Regions from separate parts of the Homo sapiens genome. Here region 2 is linked to region 1. A link is a loop called in an ENCODE intact Hi-C map of the cell type or tissue named here. Cell type or tissue: MCF 10A. All regions are shown on one strand. Each heading gives the region's core, and the rest is flanking DNA. Links, peaks and the distances in the headings are about the cores only. Region 1 overlaps UAP1 (UDP-N-acetylglucosamine pyrophosphorylase 1). Region 2 has its middle 23 kb from the start of UAP1-DT.

What was found. Peaks named below come from ENCODE experiments on the same cell type or tissue, not always from the same donor. Only the 100,000 strongest peaks of a DNase experiment are listed, where the experiment ranks them.
Region 2: it touches region 1 in a loop (5-fold over the local background); 2 of 110 quality-filtered maps call a loop at or near these places.

Annotation. Positions count from the first base shown.
Region 1 is chr1:162,599,095-162,614,436 of GRCh38, reverse strand. It overlaps UAP1 (UDP-N-acetylglucosamine pyrophosphorylase 1), which reads right to left. Exons shown (of 11, transcript NM_001324116.5): 11 at 13,197-15,166. The coding sequence ends at 15,074. Among named protein-coding and RNA genes, the nearest start is that of DDR2, 26 kb to the left of the region's middle. In MCF 10A, for the core only: no CTCF peak of the experiment used is centred there; a DNase peak (open chromatin) is centred at 8,716.
Region 2 is chr1:162,530,695-162,546,036 of GRCh38, reverse strand. It overlaps the pseudogene UQCRBP2. Among named protein-coding and RNA genes, the nearest start is that of UAP1-DT, 23 kb to the left of the region's middle. In MCF 10A, for the core only: no CTCF peak of the experiment used is centred there; DNase peaks (open chromatin) are centred at 4,056 and 6,726.

The DNA.
Region 1 (15,342 bases), core at 3,773-11,772:
GCTTTTGTTGCCCAGGCTGGAGTGCAATGGCGCGATCTCAGCTCACCGCAACCTCCGCCTCCCGGGTTCAAGTGATTCTCCTGCCTCAGCCTCCCGAGTAGCTGGGATTACAGGCATGTGCCACCACCCCGGCTAATTTTGTATTTTTAGTAGAGACGGGGTTTCTCCATGTTGGTCAGGCTGGTCTTGAACTGCCGACCTCAGGTGATCTGCCCCCCTCTGCCTCCCAAAGTGCTGGGATTACAGGCGTGAGCCACCGCGCCCGGCTATTTATGCACTCTTTAAGGTACATAGAAAAGAAATACCTAAGAGAAAAATACACAGAAACAATAGCAGCTGCATTCGAAAAGAGGTCATTTTAAATATGCTATTTCTCTGCATTTCCAAGTTTCTATTAATGAACCTGGGTGCCCTTCATCTGCTGGTAGGACACAGAGGATCGAGGTATGGATGATGTCAGCATTTCTCAGACGGTCAAGCAGGTGGGCTTTTACTCAACCCTGTGTAACTTGGACCTGGGCTAAACATTCTCCTAAGGCTGAGGCGCTAATACCTGAGCATTTGAAAATACTGCCCTCTACTGCACAGAAATAGCCTTGCGGGAAAGGCTACAAAAAACAGTTAAACATGCCCAGCCGGGACAAGGCCCCCAGGAAGGCAGCCGACTCACAGAAACTAGCCTATAATACACTCAGAAAATAAGTGAAAAATCAAGCTATAAAACCCGGCTTAAGCAAATACATTCTGCTCCATGGCTTCAGATATTAGCTCATCATTACCCTCAACTTATGCTTATGCAAGCCCCCCTGACAGCAGGGCAGATTAGGGTAGGACAGGCAGTGGGGCTGAGGGCTGCTGCCACATTCCAGAGGATTCCAGACAGCTCCAGAAACAAGACCCTGGAGTATCATTTTTGGAAGCCCAACCAAATTTGGTTACGAGGATAGAAGAGTGAGACAAAAATAGCTTGCTACTAATAAACGTTAACCAAAGAGTACTATGGGCCTTTAATTTGATCACTATTTGGATATTCTTGTCTCTGATTAAGAATACGCCAATAAGCAAAGCAGTTAGTCTTACAACTTTGTTATGCAGGGGTAGGGCTCTCAACTTCCACCTGCAACCCAAGACAGGAACCGTAGGTTGTGGTTTTCTGCTTCTCACCCCCTGGAAGCAAGTTATCAAGAGCACCATTTCATTGCCCAACAGCTCTGTAAATGGGACCGGATAGAATTTAGTGTCCTCAGGCCCTTTGCTCTACTGAGGCTGTCTGAGCAGTGCCAAATTCAGCCTGCCAAATGCACTGCCCTTCAGTATGTTACGAGAATATAATAAAGGGAAGGGAAAGAATGTGAGAAAAACTTTTCCACTGAAACAATTACACTCACCTAAGTATAGCCCAACTCTACTTTCAAATGTTGATTCATTATTCCCAGAACTGCTCTTTGCCATCCCCTGCAAACACAACCCCCCCATATACAAACACACACATACAAACATACACTTTCCTATAAATAAAGAGGAAATATACCCTAAGTCCAAGAACAATAATTGGCTTTGGGCTGGTGTTGCATAAGCTTATTGTGATTCTTCTTAATTCGCACTAGCTTGAGCATGACCCTGGCGACAGCCATCTGGCCCTGATCACCATCTGGCACTCTCTCTCTTTGTGCTTTTGACCCTTCCTCCTCGGATACCACAGGCTGAGCCGTCTCATACCAATGGGCCCTTTTCCCAAACTGCTAATTGTGAAATTCACTAAAAATATTTGCTCTCTCTTCATTCATAGTTATTTTCCATTGCTCCTCAATTCTGATAGCTTAAAAATTATAAACCCAACTATTTTATACCTTTACTCTTTCAAAAGCCATGGTTGGTATGTATAGCATTTTTCAGAATGTTGTTGGGATTAGAAGGTGTGGTGGGTAGCAGCATAGCATAGTATTAATTGCAACAATGGTAGTATTTTGCCATTACTTTCAATGGCAAAAACCACAATTACTTTTGCACCAGCCTAATAATTCAAAGCAGGGATCTCAGAGCCAGACAGACCTGGATTTTAATCCTCACTCACCATCCGCTAGTTATGAAGTCTTGAATAAGTTATTTAAACTCTCTCTTTAATCAATTAATTATTTTAAAATATATTTTCAAACTTCAAAATGCATATACTTTTTTCTTTTTAATTGAGGCATAACATTAAAAACAAATTTTAAGTGTTCAGCCTAATTTTTAGAAATGTATCTGTTGCCACAGCTGATAAAAATACAGATATATCCAGCACTCAGGAGGCTCCCTTGTGGTTCTCCCTCAATAGATACCCCTTCCATAGAACTTGACTCTTCTAGCCTTTTCCATCATAGATTAGTTTTGCCAATTCTTGATCATATATATGGAATAATGAAATGGATACTCTTTTGTGCCTGGCTTTTCTTCCAATATTATTGCTAGGCAAGATGCAAATTTTTTTTTCAAGATGGAGTCTCACTCTTACCCAGGCTGGAGTGCAGTGCCGCAATCTCTGCTCACTGCAACCTCCACTTCCCAGGTTCAAGTGATTCTCCTGCCTCAGCCTCTCGAGTAGCTGGAATTACAGGCATGCACCACCATGCCTGGCTAATTTTTTTGTATTTTTAGTAAAGATGGGGTTTCGCCATGTTGGCCAGACTGGTCTCGAACTCCTGACCTCAGGTAATCCACCAGCCTCGGCCTCCCAAAGTGCTGGGATTACAGGCGTGAACCACCGCACCTGGCTGCCAAATTTATATTTAACTTTTAAGGGACTGCCAAACTTCTTTTCAACATGGCTATGCCATTTTATCTTGGCACCAACAATCTGTGAGAGTTCTGTATCCTGGTCAACGCCTTGTATGATCAGTCCTTTTAATTCTACACATTTTAATAGATGTGTCAGGGTACCTCATCATCATGGTTTGCATTTCCATTTCCCTAATGACGTTTAGCATCTTTTTGTGTGCTCATTTGCTATCAGCTTACCTTCTTTATTGAAGTACCTATACAAATCTTCTATTTTTTTTTTTTTTTAATTTATTTATTTGAGACAGAGTCTCATTCTGTAGCCCAGGCTGGAGTGCAGTGGCACGATCTCAGCTCACTGCAACCTCTGCCTCCCAGGTCCAAGCAATTCTCCTGCCTCAGCCTCCCGAGTAGCTGGGACTACAGGCACATGCCACCACGTCAGGCTAATTTTTGTATTTTTTTAGTAGAGACAGGGTTTAACCATGTTAGCCAGCATGGTCTTGATCTCCTGACCTCGTGATCCACCCCCCTCGGCCTCCCAAAGTGCTGGGATTACAGGCATGAGCCACCACGCCCAGCCTCTTCTAGAAGTTTTATATAGTTTTAGGTTTTACATTTAGGTCTATGCTTTATTTCAAATTACTTTTTATATTTGGTGCAAGGTATGTATAAGTTTACTTTCTTGAAGATGGATATCTAATTGTTTCAGCACCGTTTGTTGAAAATACTATTTTTCTCCATTGAAATGTCTCTGCACCTTAGTTGAAAATGAATTGACAATATACTTATTTCTTCCTTTCCTTCCTTTCCCTCCCTTCCTCCCTCTTTTCCTTCCTTCCTTCTTCCTTTCTTTCCTTTCTTTTTCTTTTCTGAGATGGGGGGTCTCACTATGTTGACCAGGCTGATCTTGAATTCCCGGCTTCAAGTGATCCTCCTACCTCAGCTTCCCAAAATCTTGAGATTATAGGCGTGAGCCACCACGCCCGGACTCAAATTGACAATATATGTATTGTCTATTTCTAGATTAGTCTATTTATCGATTATCTATTCTGTCTCATTGATATATTTGTCTACCTTGTCATCTATAGATCATTTTGGGGAGAACTGACATCTTAACACCAAATCTTCTCATCTACTTCTGTAATTTTACTCAACAACATTTTGTACTTTTCAATGTACAGGTCCTTCACATATTAGTCAGATTTACCCATAAGCATTTCATGTTTTAACATTACTATAAATGATGTTGATTTTCTAAATTTTAATGTCTAATTATTTGTTGCTAGAATATAGAAATACAAATGATTTTTGTATGTTGATCTTGTATCCCACAACCTTGTTAAACTTATTAGCTCTGATAACTTGCATGCAGATCCCACAGGATTTTCAAGGTAGATAATCATGTCATCTTCAAATAGACAGATTTATTTATTCCTTTCCAATGTAGATACCTATATGTTTTTCTTGCCTTATTTTACTGGGTATAACTTCTATACAACATTGAATAGAGGTAGCAAAAAAGAACATACTGCCTTGTTCCTGATTTTGGGGGGGAAATACACAAGTCTTTTACCATTAAGTGTGATAGTAAAATGTAGGTTTGCAAACATGACCTTTGTTTATCACATCTATTCCTTCTATCCCTAGTGTCATGAGACTAAAATTTTATAAGGAAAGGATGTTGGATTTTGAGAAATGTATTTCCTAAATCTATAATTTGTCTTTTTGTCTGTTAATATATTGAATTCTCCTTATTAATTTTCAAATGTTAAGCCAACCATGCATTCCTGGGCTACACCCCACTTTGTTATATTATCCATCTAATATATTGTTGAATTCTATTTGCTAAAATTGTGTTAAGAATTTTACACCTAAGTTTGTGGAAGCCAGCCTTTAAGATGGGTCCCCATAATCTCTGCCTTCCAGTATTTATACCCTTGAGTAGTCACTTATTGTACAATAGTTGACCAATATGGTATTATAGACATGATGCTATGTCACTTCTGAGGTTAATTATAAAAGACACTGGCTTCTATCTTGCTGCTGTCTCTCTTGCTTGGGTCACTTGTGCTGAGGAAAGCCAGCTTCCTTGTCATGAGGTCCTATGGAGAGGTCCATATGGCACAGGACTGAGGCCTTTTACCAAAGGCCACGTGAGTGAGCTTGGCATCACGGTCTTCAGCCCCAGTGCAGTCTGGATGACTTCTGCCTTGGCTGATGGCTTGACTCCAACCTCATGAGAGAACCAGAGACAGAACTATCCAGCTAAGCCACTCCTGGATTACTAATCTTTAGAAACTAAAAAATAAATATGTGGTGTTATGCAGCAATAAAATAAAATAGACACCATTAAGGTACCTGAATGGGAGAGAACATACTATTCATTGAGAAAACAGAATGGCAAAGATACACAGATAAAAGAGAAACAAGAACAGTAAGTACAAGTTTATACTTCCTAGCATCAGATAATAGAAAACCAGGCCCCTTAGTGATATTGCCCATCTTGTCAAGGATAGGACATGTGGAAGAAAAGAAGCCATTTAAGTTTCTTTGATTAAAATGAAGAGAATGCAGACACCTATTACATTTCACAATAAAGTCTGACTTGCCCTAAATACAGCTAATTCTACTAAGGCCATATTAAATAGTTGGATCAAGGGCCACTATTTCCTCTTTAAATTAGGATTTCTTTATTCCATAGTGACCCTAGGTGATTTTAATATTTTATTAATCTATTTTCAGAGGACTGATTTTAAAATATCTTTATAAGAACACAGAGATACTCTTTATCTTGTTAGGCTGAACAAGAACTGAATTTATGTGCCTCTAATGAGATTAACATGAAGTATGCACACTATCTATGAAGTTTTTTGGGTTTGTTTCTGTTTTGTTTTGATTAGACAGAGTCTTGCTCTGTTGCCCAGGCTGGAATGCAGTGGTGCAATTTCGGCTCACTGCAACCTCTGCCTCCTGGGTTCAAGTGATTCCCTGTTTCAGCCTCCCAAGTAGCTGGGACTACAGGCCTACACCACCACGCCTGGCTAATTGTTATATTTTTAGTAGAGACAGGGTTTTACCATGTTGGCTAGGCTGGTCTCAAACTTCTGACCTCAAGTGATCTGCCCCCCTTGGCCTCCCAAAGTGCTGGAATTACTAGTGTGAGCCACTGTGCCCAGCCTATGAAATATTTTTAACTTTACAAAATTGATTACAGTGGCTCACGCCTGTAATCCCAGCACTTTGGGAGGCCAAAGCGGGCATATCACGAGGTCAGGAGATCAAGACCATCCTGGCTAACACAGTGAAACCCCGTCTCTACTAAAAAATACAAAAAATTAGCTGGGCATGGTGGTGGGTGCCTATAGTCCCAGCTACTGGGGAGACTGAGGCAGAAGAATGGCGTGAACCCAAGAGGCAGAGCTTGCAGTGAGCCAAGATCATGCCACTGCACTCCAGCCTGAGCAACAGTGAGATTCCGCCCCCCCCAAAAAAAAAAAAAAAATTGACCTTGAATTTCATCAAGCTTCAGCTATAACTATAATTTTCAGGAAATATGGAGGCTAGAGGAGCAAGTTAAAGGACATCATGGAAATGAAACCCAAAATCTGCAAATCTATGTTGAAAAAGTAACCAGTTTTTTCTAACAAATAAATATCAAACAAAAAAAAAAAAGAAGAGGAAGGAGGACCTGCATATATTTTTAAATATTTAAGGGAATATTTAAAAGACATATTAGTCAAAGGCAATAAATTGACTGTAGAGCCTGATTCAAATAATGCAACATAAAAAATATATATTTATGAGACACTGGGGGCTGGGCACAGAGGCTCACACCTGTAATCCTAGCACCTTGGGAGCCAAGGAAGGGGGATAGCTTGAACTCAGGAGTTCAAGACCAGCCTGGGCTACATGGTGAAACTCCCTCTCTACAAAAAAAAACAAAAATTTAGCCGACATGGTGGTGTGCACCTGTAGTCCCAGCAACTTGAGGGGCTGAAGCAGGAGAATCACTTGAGCCCAGGAGGTTGAGGCTGCAGTAAGCCAAGATCTTGCCACTGCACTCCAGCCTGGGCGACAAAGTGAGACCCTGTCTCAGAAAAAAAAAAAAAAAAGATATTTATGAGACACTTGGGGAAGTTCAAACACTGGCTGGATACTACATGATATTAAGGCATGATTGTTAATTATTAAGGTTTTAAAAATATCATGGGGTGGGCATTGTGGCTCACGCCTGTAATCCCAACACTTTGAGAAGCTGAGGTGGGAGGATCACTTGCGCCCAGGAGTTTGGGAACAGCCTGGGCAACATGGCAAGACCTCGTCTCTACAAAATAAATTACCTGGACCAGTGGCATGTGCCTGTAGTACCAGCTACTTGGGAAGCTAAGGTTGGGGGATCACTTGAGCCCAGGAGTTCGGGGCTGCAGTGAGCCATGTTCATGCCACTGTACTCCAGCCTGGGTGACAGAGTGAGACCTGGTCTAAATACATATATATATTCATATATATAAACACACACATACACTGGTTATTTTATCACTCCAATATACACTGATACAATGAAGTATTACAACCAAGATGTTGAACTGATTTTAAAGTAATTCAGTGGGTGGGTGGGGTGTAGAGGGAAAGTGAGAAATAAATGAACCAAGACTAACCACAATTAATTGTTAGAAACTAAGTAATAGAGGCTTATTACTCTGTTCTATTGTGTATGTTTGAATTTATTTTAAGTAGACAAAAAGTATGGGCCTCTGGATTTAGACTCTGGGTTCAATTCTCAGCTTTGCTTCTTATGAGGTATATAATCTTAAACAATTTACTTAACCTCTATGCCTCAGTTTCCCTGTGTACTGGACAATAAAAGTTCCCACTTCATAGGAAAGTAATAAGGATTAAATGAGATAATGTATGTAAAGTGCTTAGTGCAATGCCTGACACATGGTTAAGTGTTAGAATATGTTAGCCATAGTTATCCTTACTGAATATTTACTTTATATTCGTGTGACAGTTAATCTCTCCTTTATCACATTTCAGACCTTTTAGAAGTCTATAAAATAAGCCAGATGTGGTCACACATGCCTGTATTCCCAGCACTTTGGGAGGCCAAGGTGGAAGGATTTCTTGAGCCCTGGAGTTCGAGACCAGCCTGGGCAACATAGTGAGACCATCTTTACCAAAAATTAAAATAAAAAATTAGCGGGGGGAGGCCGAGACAGGCAGATCACCTGAGGTCAGGAGTTCAAGACCAGCCTGACCAATATGGAGAAACCCCGTCTCTACTAAAAACACAAAATTAGCCAGGCGTGGTGGTGCATGTCTGTAATCCCAGGAGGGATTACATACTCAGAAGGCTGAGGCAGGAGAATCGCTTGAACCTGGGAGGCAGAAGTTTCGGTGAGCCAAGATCACGCCATTGTACTCCAGCCTGGGCAACAGGAGTGAAACTCCGTCTCAAAAAAAAAAAAAAATTAGCTGGGCATGGTGCTGCATGCCTATAGTCCTAGCTACTTGGAAAGCTGAAGTAGGAAGATCCCTTGAGCCCACAATTTTGAGACTACAGTGAGTTATGATTGAGCCACTGCACCCCAGCCTGGGCAACAGGGTGAGAACCTGTCTCCAATTAAAAAAAAAAAAAAGTGAGGAATTTATTTTAAAAAATAAAATAAAATGTATATTTTAAACTTTAAAAGAAAATCGATTGTCTCATTTCAATCTTATCCATATTATGTTATATATTTTACTCTATAAAATACAACATGAGTTGTACACATGGTTTTGTAAGAAGAAAAAAAAAAACTTTGCCTACCAGAATAAAATCTGAGATTTGTGGGAAGGATCATTTCCTGGGAAGTGGAATCACTGAGAGAGAAATTGAAGAACTGATGTGGAAAAGATGAGTCATGAAGCTACAAGGATAGACTTTTTGTTCTTATGGTGTCCTAACTTTGTTGATAATTTGGAAAACACTGTTCACATAAACATATTGTCACCACTGACTCACTGAGTTTTTTGGCAAGCCTTTTAGACCTTTCAGCTTTAAAGACATAATACTGAATGTATACATTCCATCAGAGGGCTCATATTAAACCTCTTGAAAAAAAGCTTTACCTCAAACTGCATTACCTTAAATTTCTATATATTTCCTTCGTATATTCCTCTGAATCATAAGGCATTATCATATTTCACAAATGAAGACTCTATTAAATGCCCAATGCCAAAGACAATAGCATAATGGAGACTACGCTTTCTTATACTGCAACAATGCACATTCCGCTCTCTGAAAGTATGTTTACATCCTCCACCTCAACTGCACCACAGCCAATTTTACCTCAGATTTCCTTCACAGCTGTACCAAAGTGGCTAATGTGAACACCTTTGGTTAATTTTTCCTTTGAGCCTTTATAAAAGATAAAGCTTTTTAATCATAAAATTAAGAATGTATTGTCCAAAAATTTATAGAGAGAAAAAAACCCACCCATAACGTCATCACCTTAACACCTTTTTTTTTTTTTTTTTTTTTTGAGACAGAGCGTCGCTCTGTGGCTCAGGCTGGAGTGCAGCGGTGCAATCTCAGCTCACTGTACCCCCTGCCTCCTGGGTTCAAATGATTCTCCTGCCTCAGCCTCCCGAGTAGCTGGGATTACAGGCGTGTGCCACCACGCCTGGCTAATATTTGTATTTTTAGTAGAGATGGGGTTTCTCTATGTTACCCAGGCTGGTCTTGAACTCCTGACCTCAGGTGACCCACCTGCCTCAGCCTCCCAAAGTGCTGGGATTACAGGTGTGAGCCATCACGCCTGGCCTTAACACATTATTATACTTTTTACTTCTCATTCAGCCCGAAAGAAGTGCCTGTAATATTTTTAAACCAAACTGTTCACTAACTTTCCTCTTTCTCTTCCCTGCCTACCACCCTGATTCCCATTTCAGAAGATGTTGAGTCAGACAGGGATAAAATTTAGAAAGACCCCCATTTAGGCTGGTTGTTTCTAGCAGTCTGAGATATTTGCAAAGTGGAATTATCCCCAGAATGCCTGTATTCATCTTTTGCTTGTACTGTTCTCAAGTGAAATGTTCTTCACTCTTCTCCTCGTCTAAGCTTTCAAAGCCAGAACACATCCAGTCTCTTCCCTCTCATCCTTGGTTGTTGATTTCTAAGCTAAGTCTATGCCTCCAAGTCAGTAATTCTCACTCCTAGCTGCCTTTTGGAATCATCTAATGCTTTTTATAAATTAGATGCTCTGGCCTTCTACCAGACTGAGAATCATAATCTCTAGGATTGAAGTCAAAAACTTGCAAGATTTTTCAAAAATCTCTCCAAGTAATTCAGAGGATCCTAAGGGTTGGAAACCATTGTTCTAGTAATTACAATTCTCCTGGTCATGTCTTGCTAGTTTTTTTGTTTGTTTGTTTTTTTGAGACGGAGTCGCCCAGGCTGGAGTGCAGTGGCATGATCTCTGCTCACTGCAACCTCCGCCTCCCGGGTTCAAGCAATTCTCCTGCCTCAGCCTCCTGAGTAGCTGGGATTACAGGCACACGCCACCACACCTGGCTAATTTTTGTCTTTTTAGTAGAGACCAACATAGTTTCACCATGTTGGTCAGGCTGGTCTCGAACTCCTGTCGTGATCCGCTCCCCTCGGCCTCCCAAAGTGCTAGGATTACAGGCGTGAGTCACCGCACGCAGCCCATCTTTCATTCTTTTACCACGATCAGTACCGCCCCCTCGGGTGTTTGAAAGAACAAAGCTCACATAAGATTTATCTATTTGGTTTCTAGCTTAATTTATTATTGCTCTGGAAACACTGGCCTCTCAGTCTCTCTCCCTAATTTATGTTTCCTTTTTAGTACCATCCCTGAACATTTTTTAATAATTTCAACTTTTATTCTTGATTCAGGCAGTACCTGTGCAGGTTTGTTACATGAATATATTGTGTGATGCTGAGGCTTGGGGTACAATTGATTCTGTCACCCAGGTAGTAAGCATAGCTTTTCAACTACTGGTGAAAAACTATTGGTTTTCCAACCCTTTCTTTCCCCTCTCAAGCAGTCCCCAGTCTCTATCGTTGCTATCTTTATGTTCACGAGTACCCAATGTTTAGCTCCCACTTATAAGTGAAAACATGTGGCATTTGGTCCAGCAATCCCATTACTGTGCATATAACTAAAAAAATGTATAAATCGTTCACCCAAAAAGACACATGTACTTGTATGTTCATCACAGCACTATTCACAATAGCAAAGACATGGAATCCAGTTAGGTGCCCATCAAAGGTGGACTGGATAAAGAAAATGTGGTACATATACACCATGGAATACTATGCAGCCATAAAAAAGAATGAAATCATGTCCTTTGCAGTAACACGGATGCAGCTGGAGGCCATTATCTTAAACAAATCAACACAGGAACATCTCTGAACTTTCAGTCAGCCTCCCCAAATTCTCTTACAGTGACCATTCTCAAGCCTTAGTGTACACCAAAATCATGCAGATGGCTTGTTAAAACACACATTTCTAGGCTGCACCCCCATATGCATAATGTAGTTATTCTGAGAATCTGTATTTCTAAGTTTCCAGGTGATGCTGATGTACCTGGTTCAGGCGACCACACTTAGAAATATCAGTTATAGATTTCCTAATTAACCCCATATTTTGGGCATGAATCACCTGGCAACTTGATGCAGTTAAGGGACCCCTTTCCTCCCCAAAATAATTATAAATCTTCCTTTCATGATCCACTTCTAAATCACAATACACATTTGCACTTAGAGGTAATTAAATCTGGCCAGGCACCATGGCTCATGCCTGTAATCTCAACACTTTGGGAAGCCAAGGCGGGCAGATCACCTGAGGTCAGGATTTCAAAACCAGCCTGGCCAACATGGTGAAACCCCGTCTCTACTAAAAAATTAGCTGGGCATGGTGGCAGGCGCCTGTAATCCCAGCTACTAGGGAGTCTGAGACAGTAGAATTGCTTGAACCCGGGAAGCAGAGGTTGCAGGGAGCCAAGATCATGCCATTGCACTCCAGCCTGGGCAACAAGAGTGAAACTCCGTCTCAAAAAAATAAATAAAAATAAACATCTAACCCCAATTTGAGAAGGAAATAGCTCTACTCTCAAAATGATGGGTGTGATAGTTAATTTTATGTGTCAGCTTGACTGGGTTAAGGCATGCCCAGACAGCTGGTAAAACATTATTCCTAGGTATGTCTTTGAGGGTGTTTCTAGAAGATATTAACATTTGAGTCAGGAGACTGAGTAAAGAAGATTGCCTTCATCAGTGTGGGCAATCCAATACATTGAGGGCCTGAATAAAATGAAAGGGCAGAGGAAGGGTCAACTGGCTCTGCTTGAGCTGGGACATCCATCTTCTCCTGCCCTTGGACATCTGCACTCCTGGTTCTCCAGCCTGCAGACTCAGACTAGGACTTACACCATTGGCTCCCCTGGTTCTCAGGCCTTCGGGTTTGGACTGGAACCACACCACCAGCTTGCAGAGGGCAGATCATGGGACTTAGCCTCCATAATCATAAGCCAATTCCTCAAAATAAGTCTTTCTATATATCTACATATTTCAGCTGGTGCAAAAGTAATTGCAGTTTTTCCCATTACTTTTAATATCCTATCAGTTCTGTTTTTCTGGAGAATCCTAATACAATGAGATCCTTCGATGAGGACACGATAAACTCCAATTTATGATTACCTTTGTTTAACTCTTACTGAGCTTAATTCCTTACATTTTAGTAATAAATTATCTTTTCATTGTTACGTGGGTTAATTTTGTCCCTTTAACCAGAATGTAAGTTTTTTAAGGACAAGTCTCTGTGTTATACTTTTTATACCCCATCTAATATTGCTGGCCACGTGACAAGCACTCAGTCCTTACTGGCTAACTCATTCATTCATCACTTCCCAATATGTATTTCCTAAACCAGGGCTCAAAACAGGACCATGAATTGCAAAAATGTCCACGTTGGCCAACAGAAAAACAGATTTCCAAACTAACTGAATGATTTGTGTTTTAGTCACTCTTCTAAGAGTATGCATGCTTTTTCCTTGCCTCTTTTTACCTGGATAACTGAAATCTGACTGTACTGTGATGAATAAAGAGGAAGTGCTAGCAATAGTAAGCTGGAATTAGAAATAAAATCAAAATTACCAATAAAAGCCAAAACTTCCAGGAATAGAAGAGGTAGAAGTTGAAAACTGAATTTTTCTTTATCTTCCAATAGACGTCACTAAAAATTCCTTTGTGGACATCAAAACTGGATTAAATTAGAGAGGTTAAGAGGGAAATTGAACAAAAATCAAATATTCAAGTAACATACCCATTGGGCTTATATGTTCACTTGTGACTATCAAAAAAGTTATTAAATCACAGCCAGTCGATCAAGCCAGACTCAAAATGACTATCAACTGTCACATAAATTCTATACTGTTACTGCCAAATTATTCTAGCTTTTATTTTCATAAACATTTTACCCAATTCTGTATTTTCTGAATTATAACAATTATTTAACAAGAACTCATAAAAATACATAATGCTATCACCTTATCATTTCATGGCTCAGAGGCTCTCAGAGTTTGCTCTTAACTACCCAATGTTCCCCAGCCATCGCTCCTCTCCAACAAAACCACTACACAATCCCATTTCCATTCTTCCCTTTTCCTAGCATCACTAGTATTTTCTTACAACAGGAGAAGAATAAATAGCAGGTGGAAATAGCAGAGGAAATAGCAAGGTTCAAGAAAAAAAGAAACGGATCATACCATTAGTATCAGTTTTTGGCATTCAGGAGCTAAAGACTCTGCAATTCCATTCTTACAACCCATTTGGAGCTCATTTCAATGAGAAGTCAAACTTCACTAATCTTTTTGAAAACTGGAATAGATAACAATAGCAAAATTGAGCTGTTATTGAAATAAAATAGAAAATATGCTAAATGAATGATTTAGGCCTTAGTTAAAAAAAAAATAGGTAAGATTGATGGATATGAACATCACATGCTCTTCAAAAAAAAAAAAAAGTGATCCTTAAACAAAAGACCCACCCCATGAATGACATCCTATCTTGTGACAACTTGTTAGCGGAAAATGAAATTTATTCATCTCTTTTCTAGATATAATTTTTAGAATCATTTATCCAGATGTTCCTTTTTATACTTTTGGTCAATACTTAAATATTATTTAAGATGCATTTATAAAGCTCAGTCTTTTCATGCAAACAGCATTTTAGACACAGAGAACCCTTACTAATGACCAATGATCTATGGCCCATATTTAAAGAACCACCTTTGTCTTTTTATTTTTTTAATCCTCTAAAATAACAACAACAATAACAAAAAACTGGAATAGCCTACCAGAGAAAATTCAGAAACTACATTCTTTTGAATTCCTAAGTGCCACCAAATATTTGGGCAAAACAGAGTAAATGAATAATTTGAAACAAGGCTTCTCGACCTTGACACCATTGACACTTTAGGCCAGATAACTCTTTGTCGTAGGAGACCATCCTGTGCATTGTAGGATGTTTAGTGACATCCCTAATCCCTATTAGATGCCAGTGGTACCACTTCACTTTCCCACTTGTCACAACCAAAAATATCTCCAGACATTGCCAAATGCCCCTTTGGGTGGAGGACAAAATAATCTTTGGGTGAGAGCTACTATTATAAAGTGATAAGAAGATAAAGCCCAAAGTTAGATATTCACTGAAAGAAGTTCTATGACTCTGCAACCTCACTGAAGCATCAATTTGTTTTTATGCATTATCTTAAAGTTTCTCCCAAGTTTCATATTTTCTCAATGAAATAATTTCTTCAAGTACAAATGACACTCCAGAGACAAGAAGATACATTTATTTCACTGCCCAATTATTTTCTTAAAAAAGCTTAATGTTTGATAAAATAAAACAAACTTTTAGTACCATAGAAACCTTTCAACATGTACAATGACATATTATTACTATGTACAACTTCAAAAACAAATGCTTCCAGCTGCAAGTAAACTGATGTTGAACATCCTGCCTATATTTCAGCTGTACGAAATTTCCTGGATGGCCAATGGTCTCCTTGGCTTGGAAAAAATTATATAAATAAGACCTTCAATGAGTTGGGAATCATAAAAATGCTATCTGAAATTCAGTCATCTGGATCTTGGGAAGTTTGCAATAGCTCTAAGAGTTCAACAAGCAAAATAAAACCCTGTGGATATTTAAACTTCAGTTGTCCAAGACGTCTTGTAGGTTCACAGTTGGTCTATCAAAAATAAAAGCTATTCCTATCGTGGCAAACAAAACTTGGTATCTGGTTCAAATACCATTTTTCACCAGCTCATGAACTCCATTCTCATCGATGATTAGAGGTGCATGGAATTCTTTATCTGCCACATAACTTTCTAATCCCTAAAAAGAGGATTGAAATGAAACACAATTAGAAAATTTGCACTTGTCATGCAGTGCTGGACTTGCTATAATGATGATTTAAAGCACAAATGCCAAAAAAGGTTGAGATGCAGAATATAAAAGTCAAAATCTATTTAATAGACATTTTAGAGTAGACTTAATGACTGACTTGTAAA
Region 2 (15,342 bases), core at 3,363-11,362, 68 kb after region 1:
ACAAACATAGTGGCTTCAAGCCACACAAATTTGTTATATCACAGTTTCTCTGGATCAGGAAGCTGGGTAAGTTCAATTGGGTCCTTTACTTAGGGTACAAAAAGGCAAAAATCAGCTGGACGCAGTGGCTGACGCCTATAATCCCAGCACTTTGGGAGGCCGAGGTGGGTGGATCACCTGAGGTCAGGAGTTTGAGACCAGCTTGGCCAACATGGTGAAACCCTGTCTCCACTAAAAATACAAAATTAGCTGGGTATAGTGACAGGCACCTGTAATTCCAGCTACTTGGGAGGCTGAGGCAGGAGAATAGCTTGAACCCGGGAGGTGGAGGTTGCAGTGAGCCAAGATTGCGCCACTGCACTTCAGCCTGGGCAACAGAGCAAGACTCTGTCTCAAAAAAAAAAAAAAAAAAAAGAAAAAAGGAAAAGAAAATGCTTAAATCGAGGTGTTGGCAGACGGCTGTGCTCCTTAATGGAGCCCTGGGGAAGAATACACGTCCAGACTTGTTCAAGTTGTTGGCCATATTCGGTTTCTTGAGGTCCCTGTTTCCTTGCTGCCGTCAGGCCAGGGCCAGGCTTTGCTCTTAGAGGGTGCCCACATTTATTTTCATGCTTTGCATGTGGCCTCTTCCAACAATGGCAAGTAGAGTTCTTCTCATGATTTGAATCTCTGACTTTCCCTTCTGCCACCTCTCTCTGACTCCAGCTGGAGTCAGAGACTCCAGTTATTTTTATTTTTTTGAGACGGAGTCATGCTCTGCCGCCCAGGCTGGAGTGCAGTAGCGTAATCTTGGCTCACTGCAACCTCCGCCTCCCAGGTTCAAGCAACTACTCTGCCTCAGCCTCCTGAACAGCTGGGACTACAGGCGTGCGCCAACACGCCTGGCTAATTTTTGTATTTTTAGGAGAGACAAGGTTTCATCATATTGGCCAGTCTGGTCTCGAACTCCCAACCTCATGATCCGCCACCCTTAGCCTCCCAAAGTGTTGGGATCACAGGCATGAGCCACCACGGCCGGCCATAAAAGTTCTCTGCTTTGCCAGGTGCGGTGGCTCACGCCTGTGATCCCAGAACTTTGGGAGGCCAAGGCAAGCAGATGACATGAGGTCGAGAGTTCAAGACCAGCCTGACCCAACATGAAGAAACCCTGTCTCTACTAAAAATATAAAAAAAATTAGCCAGGCATGGGGGCGCATGCCTGTAATTCCAGCTACTTGGGAGGCTGAGGTAGGAGAATTGCTTGAACCCAGGAGGCGGCGGAGGTTGCGGTGAGCCGAGATCGTGCCATTGAACTCTAACCTGGCAACAAGAGTGAGACTCCATCTCAAAAAAAAAAAAAAAAAAAAAAAAAAAAAGAAGAAGAAGAAGAAGAAGAAAGAAAAAAGAAAAAGTTCTCTGCTTTAAGGGCTCCTGTAACTGAATGTTCCCCACATCCCCATCACCAGGGATAATCCAGGATCACCTCCCTATCTTAAAGTTCATAACCTTAGCTGGATCTGCAAAGTCCCTTTTGCTATGTAATGCAACATGTTCCTTGGTTCCAGGGATTTGGGTATGGACAGCTGAGGGGTGGGGGTGGAATATCTGCCTCCCTTGTGATTCTGCCCATTTTTCTGAATACTACCACTTGAACCACCCATTCCTTTCTCTAAAACCACCTTTGCAAAAATCATAACGGTGAGAAATTATGACAGTAAAAGAGATCTGATCTAACCAACTCCACCCTGCCTTAACCTCCAAACTGCCCTTGGTCATTCCTGGGCATGGGCCAAGCTAATCTGGGGAGAATTTTAGTTTATAGTTTAAATTATAATAGCCCTTCCCTAAACTAAACCAGTTTAGTAAAACCAATGAAAGGCCGGGTGCGGTGGCTCACGCCTGTAATCCCAATACTTTGGGAGGCTGAGGCAGGCAGATCACTAGGTCAGGAGTTTGAGACCAGCCTGGCCAACATGGTGAAACCCCGTCTCTACTAAAAAAATACAAAAATTAGCTGGGCGTAGTGGTACTCACCTGTAATCCCAGCCACTCGGGAGACTGAGGCAGGAGAATCGCTTGAACCCGGGAGGTGGAGGCTGCAGTGAGCCAAAATTGCTCCACTGCACTCCAGCCTGGGTGATAGAGCGAGACTCCATCTCAAAAAAAAAAAAAAAAAAACAATGAAAGTCCACCAGATTACAAGGATGAGAGGGGCCTGAATTCTGCTAAGATGTAAGCACAGTTAAATGATTACCAGCCATTATTCTGGAGGTCATAAGATTTGCAACTTCCCCAGTCACTCCTGTAAATAACTTCAGTACTGTAGAACCTAAGATTGGCCTTTTGAGATGTCTTTTCAGACTTTTGCATTTCTGACAACCAGATGGCCCCACCTAGACCAGGGGCTCCTCTGTGGCCCCCACCCAGAAGCAGACTCAGAAAAAGACCGTTTCCTACACTCCTATGATTGCATCCTCACCAATCAGTATTCCCTCTTCTAAAGCCCCATGCCCACTAAATTATGCTTGAGAAGCGCTAGCCTCTGAATTTTTGAGTTTTCAGGGAGGTTGATTTGAGTAATAATAAAACTCCGGTCTTCTGTTTAGCTGGCTCTAGGTGTATTAAACTCTCTCTATTGCAATTCCCCTGTCTTGATAAATTGGCTGTATCTAGGCAGTGGGCAAGATGAGCCCATTGGGTGGTTACATATGCACTTGACAAATAATTATTGGGCTCTTACTGTGTATCAGGCAGCATATTTGATACAGGGGATATAATAGTGACCAAGCCAGAAACAGTTCATGATCAAATGAAGCTAGAGGAGAGGCCATATTCAAATGTAATTACACTAATAAATGTTAAGGTACAATTATAATCAAAGTACGTATCTGTACTTTGAGACTGCTATGATGCTATGGTAGTACAAATTATGAAGTTGACATCACTTGGAGGGTGTGGTTCAAGAAATACTTCCTTAAAGAAGTGAAATCCCCGCACATATTTGAAAAAGAGCCATTACATCTCTGAAGTATTTTTTTCAAATATTCCTTATCTTTATATCATGTCAAAACAAATAAATGTAGTGGGAGTAAGGGATATTAGTGTGTGTGTGTGTGTGTGTGTGTGTGTGTGTGTGTTTTAGGGGCTGTCAAAGTGGCCTACCATTTACTTCTCCTGGCCTCTATCCAGCAGAAAATGTGTTAGGGGAATTTAGGCAGACAGAATTCTCCAATTAAATAAATATTTTGTTTTATTTTATTTTATTTTATTTTTGAGAAACAGGATCTTACTTTGTCACCCAGGCTGGAGTGCAGTAGTACAATCACATCTCACCTCAGCCTCAACCTTCCAGGCTCAAGCAATCTTCTTGCCTCACCCTCCTGAGTAGCTGAGACTACAGATGCGTGACACCACATCTGACTATTTTTTTTTTGGTATCTTTTGTAGAGATGGGGTCTCACTATGTTGCCCAGGCTGGTCCTGAACTCCTGGGCTCAAGTGATGCTCCCACCTCAGCCTCCCAAAGAGCTGGGATTACAAGCATGAGCCACTGTACCCCACCTAAAATTAAAAATATATATATAAATACAAATTGAGATTGCTTTGCTCTTAAAAATTGTTCTTGACAGTAGGACAGCCTTCCATCAGGAGAAAATTTGGAATACAAAAGAAAAGAATGCTAATTTGAGATGGTGTTTCCCTTTTTTCATGAGAAATAAAAAGTAATGTATGGCCAGGGTATAATATAAGACAGGTCTAGGAAAGAGCAAATGCTTCAATGACCAGGATGTGTTGTTTAAAAGGAACAGCCAAACCATCAGCAATTTCTAATGTTTTGTTTCTTAACTTTGAGATGTAATGTCCCAAAAGGAAAAAAAAAAAAATTGCCCTTCTTGGTTAGTATGAGTTGTACTTATTTTCTGTGAAGTCCGTAGGAAATCATTGCTGCTCTCAATGATGAGTAAACTGAATTGCAAAGGGAGTACCTGCCCCACCCGACTCCCTCATAATCTTCTCTCCAGAAAGTATAGCTGCTTTCTCTTCCTCCAGGAGCTGACAGGAACTGAGTGGAAGAGAGCCAGCATCTGAGCAAAGCCAGAGGCATTTCCCTTGAATGCTTATGAAGAGACTAAGAAAAAAAATCCCTCCCCATTAGCTGGAATTACAATTTCCCAAGGAACAGTGGCCATAGGGCCACTCATTGGACAGATTTTGAAGGCAGAGGCTGCAAGAGAACAGAGAACTGAGGGAAGAGGGGAGTGTGTGGATGAGATTAATTGAACAGTCTGGACTCTGAAAATCCATTTGGTAGTTGCTCGTGACGCAATCCTTGGGGAAGTACCAGTCTAAGGTGCATGTAGATCCTGTACCAGGGTTCCAAACTATCTCAGGGTCAAAATGGCTGGCAGGCCGGCTGTTGCAGCATCAGTGGCTGGATGGTTTTTGGTAAGTGTATTATAATGCTGCAGGATTCCATAAACTGGGGTTAATGCCAGATGATACCATATATAAGGATGAAGAAGTAAGAGAAGCCATAAGAAGCCCTCCTGTGAACCTTTATAATAACAGGATGTTTCACATCGATTGCGCTGGACCTGACTATGAGGCAGCAGATCTCGCCTAAAGAACAGTGGACCAAATATGACAGGATAAATTCTACCTTGAACCGTATCTGAAAGCGGTTACTTGGGAGAGAAAAGAGAGAAAAGAATGGGCAAAGAAGTAATCATGCAGTTGAAATCTATGGATGCAGCTGTCCTCAAAGTATTTTTATGAAGATGTTGGTTAACGCCAAAACACAATTTAATAATTATTTAGGCCGGGCGCAGTGGCTCACACCTGTAATCCCAGCACTTTGGGAGGCCGAGGCGGGTGGATCACCTGAAGTCAAGAGTTCAAGATCAGCCTGGCCAACATAGCGAAACCCTATCTCTACTTTAAAAAATACAAAAATTAGTTGGGCGTGGTGGCGGGCACTTGTAATCCCAGCTACTCGGGAGACTGAGGTAGGAGAATCGCTTGAACCTGGGAGGCGAAAGTTGCAGTGAGCCGAGATCGCACCACTGCACTCCAGCCTGGGTGACAGAGTGAGACTCCGTCTCAGAAAAAAAAAAAAAAAGAAAAGAAAAGAAAAGTATTTAGTCTGCACGTTTTCCTTTAAATAAATACCTATAGTAAAAACAACAACAACAACAACAACAAACTGTCTCAAATGAATCCAATACGTACCCCAACTTTACCAAGTTGGTTGATGTTTGTTTTTATTTTTGGCATCCTGAGATCACTGTATTTTATTATCCAGATAAAATAATTCCAATTACGGCCGGGCGCGGTGGCTCACGCCTGTAATCCCAGCACTTTGGGAGGCCGAGGCGGGCGGATCACGAGGTCAGGAGATCGAGACCATCCTGGCTAACACAGTGAAACCCCGTCTCTACTAAAAATACAAAAAAAAAATTAGCCAGACGTGGTGGCGGGCGCCTGTAGTCCCAGCTACTCGCGAGGCTGAGGCAGGAGAATGGCGTGAACCCGAGAGGCGGAGCTTGCAGAGAGCCGAGATTGCGCCACTGCACTCCAGCCTGGACGACAGAGCAAGACTCCATCTCAAAAAAATAAAGTAATTCCAATTTCATGTCTTTGGATTCCCCACAAGCAGAAAATCAGGTAATCACTTGATTGTCTCTGTACCCAAGGAACAAAATCTTTAATATACGGAGCGGTTTGGCCCCTTCTTATTTCCACACACTAGTCTGTGAGTACTGTCTTTACATCACCCAAAGACCTGTTGAATTGCTTCCCCAAACAAAAGATGAATTCTCTCTGGAGCTATAAAATGCACCTTGTAAAACTGTAGTATTTTTGCAATTTGCGACTACCACCCAGAAACCATTTTAAAATGACAAAGATTTTCTGCTTTTTTTTTTTTTTTTTTTTTTTGAGACAGAGTTTCACTCTTGTTGCCCAGGCTGGAGTGCAATGGCGCAATCTCGGCTCACTGCATCCTCTGCCTCCCCGGTTCAAGTGATTCTCCTGCCTCAGCCTCCCAAGTAGCTGGGATTACCAGCATGCACCACCATGCCCAGCTAATTTTGTATTTTTAGTAGAGACGGGGTTTCTCCATGTTGGTCAGGCTGGTCTCGAACTCTCAACCTCAGGTGATCCGCCCACCTCGGCCCCCCAAAGTGGTGGGATTACAGGTGTTAGCCACTGCCACTGGTGTTTTCTGGTTTCTTATTCACAGTTTATAGTCAGGATCTTAATGATCTCATGTAGAATATTTCTCTTTAAAATTTGGTACAGTTTATTATGAACAATGTCTTTGTATGAGAAAAATATAATAATCATATGTAATACAAATTCTGTAGGCAAGAAAGAAAAGTATGTTATCCCGCAGGCTCAGGCTGGACATTTTTTTTTTTTTTTTTTTTTTTTGAGATGGAATCGGGCTCTGTCACCCAGACTGGAGATCAGTGCCGAAATCTATGTTCACTGCAACCTCCACCTCCCGGGTTCAAGCGATTCTCCTGCCTCAGCCTCCCGAGTAGCTGGGATTACAGGCACCTGCCACAACGCCCAGCTAATTTTTGTATTTTTAGTAGAGACAGAGTTTCCTCATGTTGCCCAGGCTGGTCTTGAACTCCTGACCTCAAAGGATCCACTTGTCTCAGCCTCCCAAAGTGCTGGGATTGCAGGCATGAGTCACCACCCCTGGTTCAGGCTTGGCTTTTAATTCTGCTGCTCACCCAGTGTGGTCAGGCAAACCTGCCCTCTCCTGTACGTGAGCTTTGAGCATTTGTTGGGCTGTTCTAACAGAGATCATAGTTGCCATACTTACCTTCATTGAGAACTGTATTTTTCCATAAAGAGGGTGCTGCTTCAAGTTAGGAAGGAACTTCAGAAGGGCTTAATATGAAGTGATGCAAGAATAAGAAAAGGCCTCTCAATTCAGGCAACTGAAAGTTTGAGAATCAGAGTCATTCAATTCATATGCTCTGAGATCAGTCATTATTAGCCTGTATGTGTGGTTTTTGTTTTCCTGTACAACCTAGAAAATTAGTCTTTGGTCATGTTCCTGGAATTCAAAGAAATATCATGAGCAATGAGTTAAGTATGTATTTTATCTAAGAAATGTAGTCTACCTATTATATGGGGCATGTGTATGTGAGGCACATACACAAAATTATTCAGCTTTGTTGAAGCCAGTAGTGAAAAGCATAATTAAAGAGAGATTTAAGTCTTGAAATTCTGGTGACACAGGGGATAGGCTGCTTGAATTCGGCCACAAAACCTTATTTCTGACATATTAAACAAACAGATTAAGAAACAATTGGCCCATATAAGCCCACGTCTATGTTAACAGTAAAATATTCCTTATGAATTAATTAGTCAACTTACTGAGTTTTGCATCCGAGTAAGAATCCCCTTTTACCTATTCATACAGCTATAAACTACAAGCGAAATTAAGATCTTGTTATCTGTGGAAGGAAAAGATATTGTTAAAATCTCAGACAAAAATCCACCCCCCCATTTTCATTTAAATATGAAAGCAAAGTTGTATTAAGGAGGTTAAAAATTATATATAATAATATTTATATGAAATAAAAATATTGATGGTGGCAGTATTATTTTTCCTCCACAATATCAAAGGGTAGAGAATATAGTCTATATTTAATTATTCCTTGACAAGCTTAATAACCTAATTTTTTTTTTTTTGAGACAAAGTGTCACTCTGTCACCCAGGCTGGAGTACAGTGGCACGATCTCAGCTTCCTGCAACCTCTGCCTCCTGGGTTCAAACAATTCTCCTGCCTCAGCTTCCCGAGTAGCTGGGATTACAAGTGTGCACCACCAAGCCCAGCTGATTTTTTGTATTTTTAGTAGAGATGGGGTTTCACCATGTTGCCCAGACTGCTCTCAAACTCCTGACCTCAAGTGATCCACCCACCTCGGCCTCCAAAGTGCAGGCATTACAGATGTAAGCCACCGTGCCTGACCACCTAATGAAAAAAATAATAATGGTAATAATAGAAAAAAAGCAAAAAGCATTCATAACTATGTTTCTGGATCCACTGTAGATGACATATTTTTCCACAGTTGCAAGTAAAAATGAGTTTTCCAAAATGTAAAATTGTTAGAAACAAAAAGTATGGGCATGCTAAAAAAAAAAATCCTGCTATGAGGGAGGTTCCTTACATCAAAAATGGTCAGGATGAGTTAGGCACTAACACCAAATGATGAGAAAAATGGACATAACATTGAAGGGAAGATGTTTTGAAATGCTCAACTTGCAGCCCAACATAAGAAGAGAAATTTGGATGACGATGAGAACAAAAGGGAGGGAAAGACACCTCACAGGTGTTTCATGTGAATAAGCTCATTTAGTCTTCACAGCAATTTTATAATGTAAATATGATTATTATCTCTATGTTACAAAAGAGGAAACCAAGTCTTATAAAGTTTAAGCAGCTTACTAAGGTCATATCGTTACTGTGTGAGGAAGTCTCTCCAACTTGGAGAGTGCAAGGGAGAGTCATATAAGTCCCTGGAACACTCCAACTTGCCTTTCTATTTTCATTTCCAAGCTGCCTCCTTTGCCTGGTCCTGAAATCTCTAATTCTCTCTCTCCCTCTCTCTCTCTCTCTCTCTCTCTTTCTCTCTCTCTCTCTCTCACACACACAAATTTGGCATCTCACCTCTTTTACCCTAATTAAACTTGGCCTTTGTCAGCAGGCAACTGGTTCTGATGCTCTGTCAATGAAGATAATGGAGAAATATGGTGTTTTTTTTTTTTTTGGAGTCGGAGTCTTGCTCTGTCACTAGGCTGGAGTGCAGTAACAGTCTCGGCTCACTGCAACCTCCGCCTCCTGGGTTCAAGCGATTCTTCTGCCTCAGCCTCCCGAGTAGCTGGGATTACAGGTGCGCACCCACCACGCCCAGCTAATTTTTGTATTTTTAGTAGAGATGGGGTTTCACCAGGTTGGCCAGGTTGGTCTTGAACTGCTGACCTCGTGATCCACCTGCCTCAGCCTCCCAAAGTGCTGGCATTACAGGTGTGAGCCACCGCACCTGGCCGAAATATGGCATTAAAATGGAACCTTCTGTTCCTTAACCCCAGACTCTCTATATCCACTTGTGATACAAACCAATGTAGCAACATAACCAGCCCTTGCCATATCTTCCCTACTGCTTAAGGGTTAGCCAATTAGCTGATTTCCCTTGCCTGTTTCTTTGGGAACAAAGAAAACAATTGTGTCATGTACATGAACAGACACATGAACAAGTAGGTGGAAGCCATTTTGAATGGTAGAATTTCAGTTTGCCAAAACCATAAAAGTGACTCACAACACCACTTTCAGGCAGCCTAGTTCAGGGGCCATAGCTGCATATGTTATTTATCATCAGACCCAACCTCCAAATTCTCTTTCTTGGCTATAATGCAAAGTCAGATGCTTAGGCCTTTGATGAATGTGCAGCAATAATAAGAAGGGAGTGCTGGCCGGGTGCAGTCGCTCTTGCCTGTAATCCCAACACTTTGGGAGGCCAAGGTGGGAGGATCACTTGAGCCTAGGAGTTTCAGACCAGCCTGGGCAACATGGCAAGACCCTGTCTCTACATAAAATACAAAAAAAAAAAAAAATTAGCCAGGCGTGGTCGTGCATGCCTGTAGTCCCAGCTACTAGGGAGGCTGAGGTGGGAGAATCACTTGAGCCCAGGAGGTCGAGGCTGCATGAGCCATCAGCATGCCACTGCACTCCAGCCTAGGCAACAGAGCAAGATCATATAAATAAATAAATAAATAAATAAATAAATAAATAGAGTGCTGCCGGGAGCGGTGACTCACCCCTGTAATCCCAGCACTTTGGGAGGCTGAGGCGGGCAGATCACCTGAGGTCGGGAGTTCAAGACCAGCCTGACCAACATGGTGAAACCCCATCTCTACTAAAAATACAAAAGAGTTAGCTGGGCATGGTAGTGGGTGCCTGTAATCCCAGCTACTCGGGAGGCTGAGGCAGGAGAATCGCTTGAAGCCGGGAGGTGGAGGTTGTAGTGAGCCGAGATCACACCACTGCACTCCAGCCTGGGCGACAGAGCAAGACTGTCTCAAAAAAAAAAAAAAAAAAAGACGTGGTTCAGAGGCGAGGAGTATAATTTTTTTAGCTCTCTTATTCCCTGGCAGAAATAATGTAGCCTTCTTATTATAACACATGTCCTTTTAGCTGTAAGATAAATAAGATGAGGTCACTGCTTTTACAGATCTCACATGCAAAGGGAAGAAACAGAGAAATGTTATTTAGTGTTAAGAATTTATAAATATTCACAAAATTTGTTGGAAACATCAAGGAAGGAATAGTTGATTCAGCCCAGAGACCACAGGTTTACACAGATGTGGATACATGGGCTGATTCTTAAAGGATGAGTAGATACTTGCCAAGCAATGATACACAGAAATGGAGGAAGTACTGCTATTGAAAACAGATATTGGAACACTCGGTCTGAAATCCAGGCAGGTGTTGGGGAGGAGTGGGCAGGGCATATGGAGCTACTGAAGAATTTCAAGAAGTGAAGGAATCTGATCAAAATTTTTAATTCTCTTGGCAGCGTGGAGCCTGAAGGCAGGAAGATCACTGTAATAGTTTAAGTAAGAGATTATGATGGTCCAAAATATGCTGATGGGCCACGCATGGTGGCTCACACCTGTAATCCTAGCACTTTGGGAGGCTGAGAAAGGAGGATTGCTTGAGGCCAAGAGTTCGAGACCATCCTGGTCAAAATAGTGAGGGTCCATCTCTATTATTAATATATATAGAGAGAGAGCTGATGATGAATATGAAGTTCAGGAAATAAATGTAAGAGATATTTAAGATTTAGGATGGGAAAGGCTTACTGATTGCATGTTGACAGTGAGGGAGGAGGAGAACTAAATGGCTTTCATGTTTCTGACTTTGGTCACTGAGTAGATGGGTTATTACCTGAAAAAAGAATATAGTCAAGGCAGGTTTTGAGATATCTCCTTGGCTAATGAACAATTCTCCCTTCTGTAAGAACAGCCCCCTCTGAAAAGGAAAAGTGCACAATAGTCTTTGTACAATGTGGATCAATATCTGTCATAGTTTATTGGTCTAGCATGGACACTTAAACACACTGTGCCAATTAAAGATTCTCTTCTGGGAATTTGTGATTGGGCCTACAGAAAGTCACTTTTGAGGCTGGGCGCAGTGGCTCATGCCTGTAATCCCAGCACTTTGGGAGGCTGAGGTGGGCAGATCACAAGGTCAGGAGTTCAAGACCAGCCTGGCCAACAATATGTGACAAAATATTGACAGTAGATGAAGGGTATGTTGGCATCAACTTACTATCCTTCCAACTCTTCTGTGGGTTTAAATAGACCAAATAGACTCCAACTTCTCTAAGAAAATTGGGGAAAAAGTATGCAGTACATCCAAAACATATTTAACCATAGAATATTTCTGGTCTACCCAGCCCCTCCAGGCTTCTCAATATTATACGGCATGCTAGTGCTAATGTTCCAAGGATATACAGTTTGGGAAATGCTGTACTAAACACTAATAAGCACTTCTCCTCTAACTTCAACTTGTTCAATGACTGCTTAACTAAGCTTTGGCTTTTTTTTGTTTGTTTTTTGAGACGGAGTCTCACACTGTTGCCCAGACTGGAGTGCAGTGGCACGATCTCGGCTCACTGCAAGCTCCGCCTCCCGGGTTCACGCCATTCTCCTGCCTCAGCCTCCCGAGTAGCTGGGACTACAGGCGCCCACCACCACGCCCGGCTAATTTTTTGTATTTTTAGTAGAGACGGGGTTTCACTGTGTTAGCCAGGATGGTCTCGATCTCCTGACCTCGTGATCCACCCGCCTTGGCCTCCCAAAGTGCTGGGATTACAGGCGTGAGCCACCATGCCTGGCCTAGCTTTGGCTTTCATTCTCACTCTGTTGCCCAGGCTGGACGGCAGTAGCGCCATTTCGGCTCACTGCAATCTCCACCTCCTGAGTTCGTTCTCCTAAGTGATTCTCCTGCCTTAGTCTCCTGAGTAGCTGTAACTACAGGCGCATGTCACGACGCCCAGCTAATTTTTGTATTTTTAGTAGAGACAGGGTTTTGCCATGTTGGCCAGGCTGGTCTTGAACTCCTGACCTCAAGTGATCCACCTACCTCAGCCTCCCAAGTGCTGAGATTACAGGCGCAAGCCACCGCGCCCAGCCTGATCCCTCTTTTCTTTAAAGGAGTGTGGTCTTAAAAATGTAAATGTTCTAATTTTATAGCAGTAATTTTTTTTTTTTTTTTGAGACGGTCTCACTCTGACACCCAGGCTGGAGTATAGTGGCTCACTGCAACCTCTACCTCCTGGGTTCAAGCAAGTCTCCCACCTCAGTCTCCTGAGTAGTTGGGACCACAGGCATGCGCCACTATGCCTCGCTAATTTTGGATTGTTTGGTATAGATGGGATTTCACTGTGTTGGCCAGGCTGGTCTTGAATTCCTGACCCCAAGTGATCTGTCCTCCTCGGCCTCCCAGAGTGCTGGGATTACAGCCATGAGCCACCGCCCAGCCTATAGTACTAATCTTTTGTTACTAGTCTAATAAATCGTTTCCAACAGAAACATCAATAACGTCTCATTGCTTTACAAAGTAATCTCAACTGAACAGGTGTTCAATGGTCCTTGTCATAGAGCCTCTTCCCAGGTCTGCACAACTCTGGAAGACATTTTATTTAGCTGGTATTTGAATATGCGGCCATCGGTCACCCATTTTCCTTTGAGCATTATTTTTATTTCATATGTAAAGATATTGAAATATACATATAGACATCTATATAATATTACATATGCAGATGATATTGTATGCTTAATGAAAAATAGGCTTTTGGAAATGGTTTAGTAATTATGTGTAGCAACTCGCTCATGTTCCAACCTATTAAGTCAAGAATTCTTAAAAGTTACAGAATAGTGGAGAGAACTACAAGTCACAATAAAACACCTCACGTTTTTAAAGTGAAAATTTGCTTAGCCAAGTTCAATATACTCATGCTAAGGAAGAACTCAAGGATTTTGGTTGTTCAGATACACAATTTTATGCAACAGAAGGAAATGAAAAATCCTAATTCCTTCAATTTAGGACTAAAAACTGTTCCACAAAAATAATCTGCTATATATACATATATATGTATATATAGAGAGAGAGAAAGAGAGAGAGAGAGAGTCTCTGTCACCCAGGTTGGAGTACAGTGGCGCAATCTTGGCTCACTGCAACCTCCGCCTCCCAGGTTTAAGCGATTCTCGTGCATCAGCCTCCCAAGTAGCTGGGATTACAGGTGTATGCCACCACGCCCAGCTAATTTTTGTATTTTTTTTGTAGAGACGGGGTTTCATTGTCTTGGCCAGGCTGGTCTTGAACTCTTGACCTCAAGGAATCCACCCACCTTGGCCTCCCAAAATGCTGGGATTACAGGTGTGAGCCACCGTGACTGGGCATAATCTGCTATATTTTTAAAATCCAAAGTCTACCTTTCTAAATTTCTAAGTTATTTGATTAAATTGCCAATTTTGTTATTTGTACATCAATAGATTATAATGATTTCCTTTTGCTATAGAGTTAACTAAAATAGAAACTACTGGCCAGGTGCAGTGGCTCACACCTGTAATCCCAGCACTTTGGGAGGTAGAGGCGGGCAGATCACCTGAGGTCAGGAGTTCAAGACCAGCCTGACCAACATGAAGGAACCCCGTCTCTACTAGAAATACAAAATTAGCCAGGCGTGGTGGTGCATGCCTGTAATCCCAGCTACTAGGGAGGCTGAGGCAGGAGAATTGCTTGAACCTGGGAGGCGGAGGTTGCAGTGAGCCGAGATGGCGCCATTGCACTCCAGCCTGGGCAACAAGAGCAAAACTGTCTCAAAAATAAATAAATAAATAAATAAAATAAACTACTAAACTGCCATTCTTTGAAATATTGGAGTCATCCATATCCAACTGGATGCCAGATTCTATGAATTCATTTTCAACTCCACAAACATTTATTGAGCAATTACTATAGCTCAGGCATGGGGCTAGGTGCTAGGAATACAGATCTGAATATGATGATCCACTACTGATAAGGAGTACACTTGGGGCAAAACAAAATGGTAAATCTAGTCATATAGGAAATGCATACATACAAAGTAAAGACTTGGTACAGAATTACTAACAATTTGACAGGGAAGAGCACAGGGAAGATAACTAGAGAAAGTAACAACTGAGCTGTTTTAAGATCAATATGATTTTATCACACAGATAACTGGGCATGGGTAGGCAGGGAATTGAATGCAACTTTGTTTTATTTATTGTTTTTCTTTTTTTTTAGACGGAGCCTGGCTCTGTCGCCCAGGCTGGAGTGCAGTGGTGCAATCTCGGCTCACTGCAACCACTGCCTCCTAGATTCAAGCAATTCTCATGCCTAAGCCTCCCGAGTAGTTGGGATTACAGGCGCGTGCCACCATGCCTGGCTAATTTTTTTCTGTTTTATTTTTGAGACATGGTCTCACTCTGTCATCTGGGCTGGAGCGCAGTTGGTGTCATCACAGCTCACTGCAGCCTTGACCTCCCGGGCGCAGGTGATCCTCCCACCTCAGCCTCCCAGGTAGCTGGGACTACAGGTGTATGCCACCATGCCAGGCTAATTTTTCTATTTTTTGTATAGACAGGGTTTCACCATGTTTCCCAGGTTGGTCTCCAACTCCTGGCTCAAGAGATCCACCCACCTCAGCCTCACAAAATGTTGGGATTACAGGCGTGTGCCACTGTGCCTGGCCTGAATGGCATTTTAATAAGAGGATCAGAAGAGGAAAAAGGATGGACTTTGCAGAAATACAGGTAGGTGCAGCTGCAGCATGAAATATAAATAGGGAAAGAGATAGGAGGCATGATTGACAGGTGGAGCCAGATTGTAAAAAGTCTTATATGCCAATTCAAGAGAATTAGACATAATTTTGAAGGCAAATGGGCAGAATAGGAAATAAAATGAAGAATTTTATACATGAGTAGCATGATCAGGCTTCTTTTTAAAAATGAAAACTGTTAGCAGTATTAAGAGACAAGAGGGCAGGAGACAGGGATCTTCTAAGAAACTCTAGTAAAAGATCAAGGACTAAACCCAGTAGTATCTGAGGAAATGAAAAAGGGAAGCTGGATCTGGAAGGAATTACTGGGTTGACTAGCACGCAACCTAGCACACTGGTGACTCTGAAGTTAGATATTCATTTGTCCACTGTGTAAACCCTAGGAAGTAAGCTAAACAATCCATTTCCTTAACCATAAAATGAAGTGAACATTAATATCTTCCTAATAGGCTTCTTGGGAGGATTAACCAA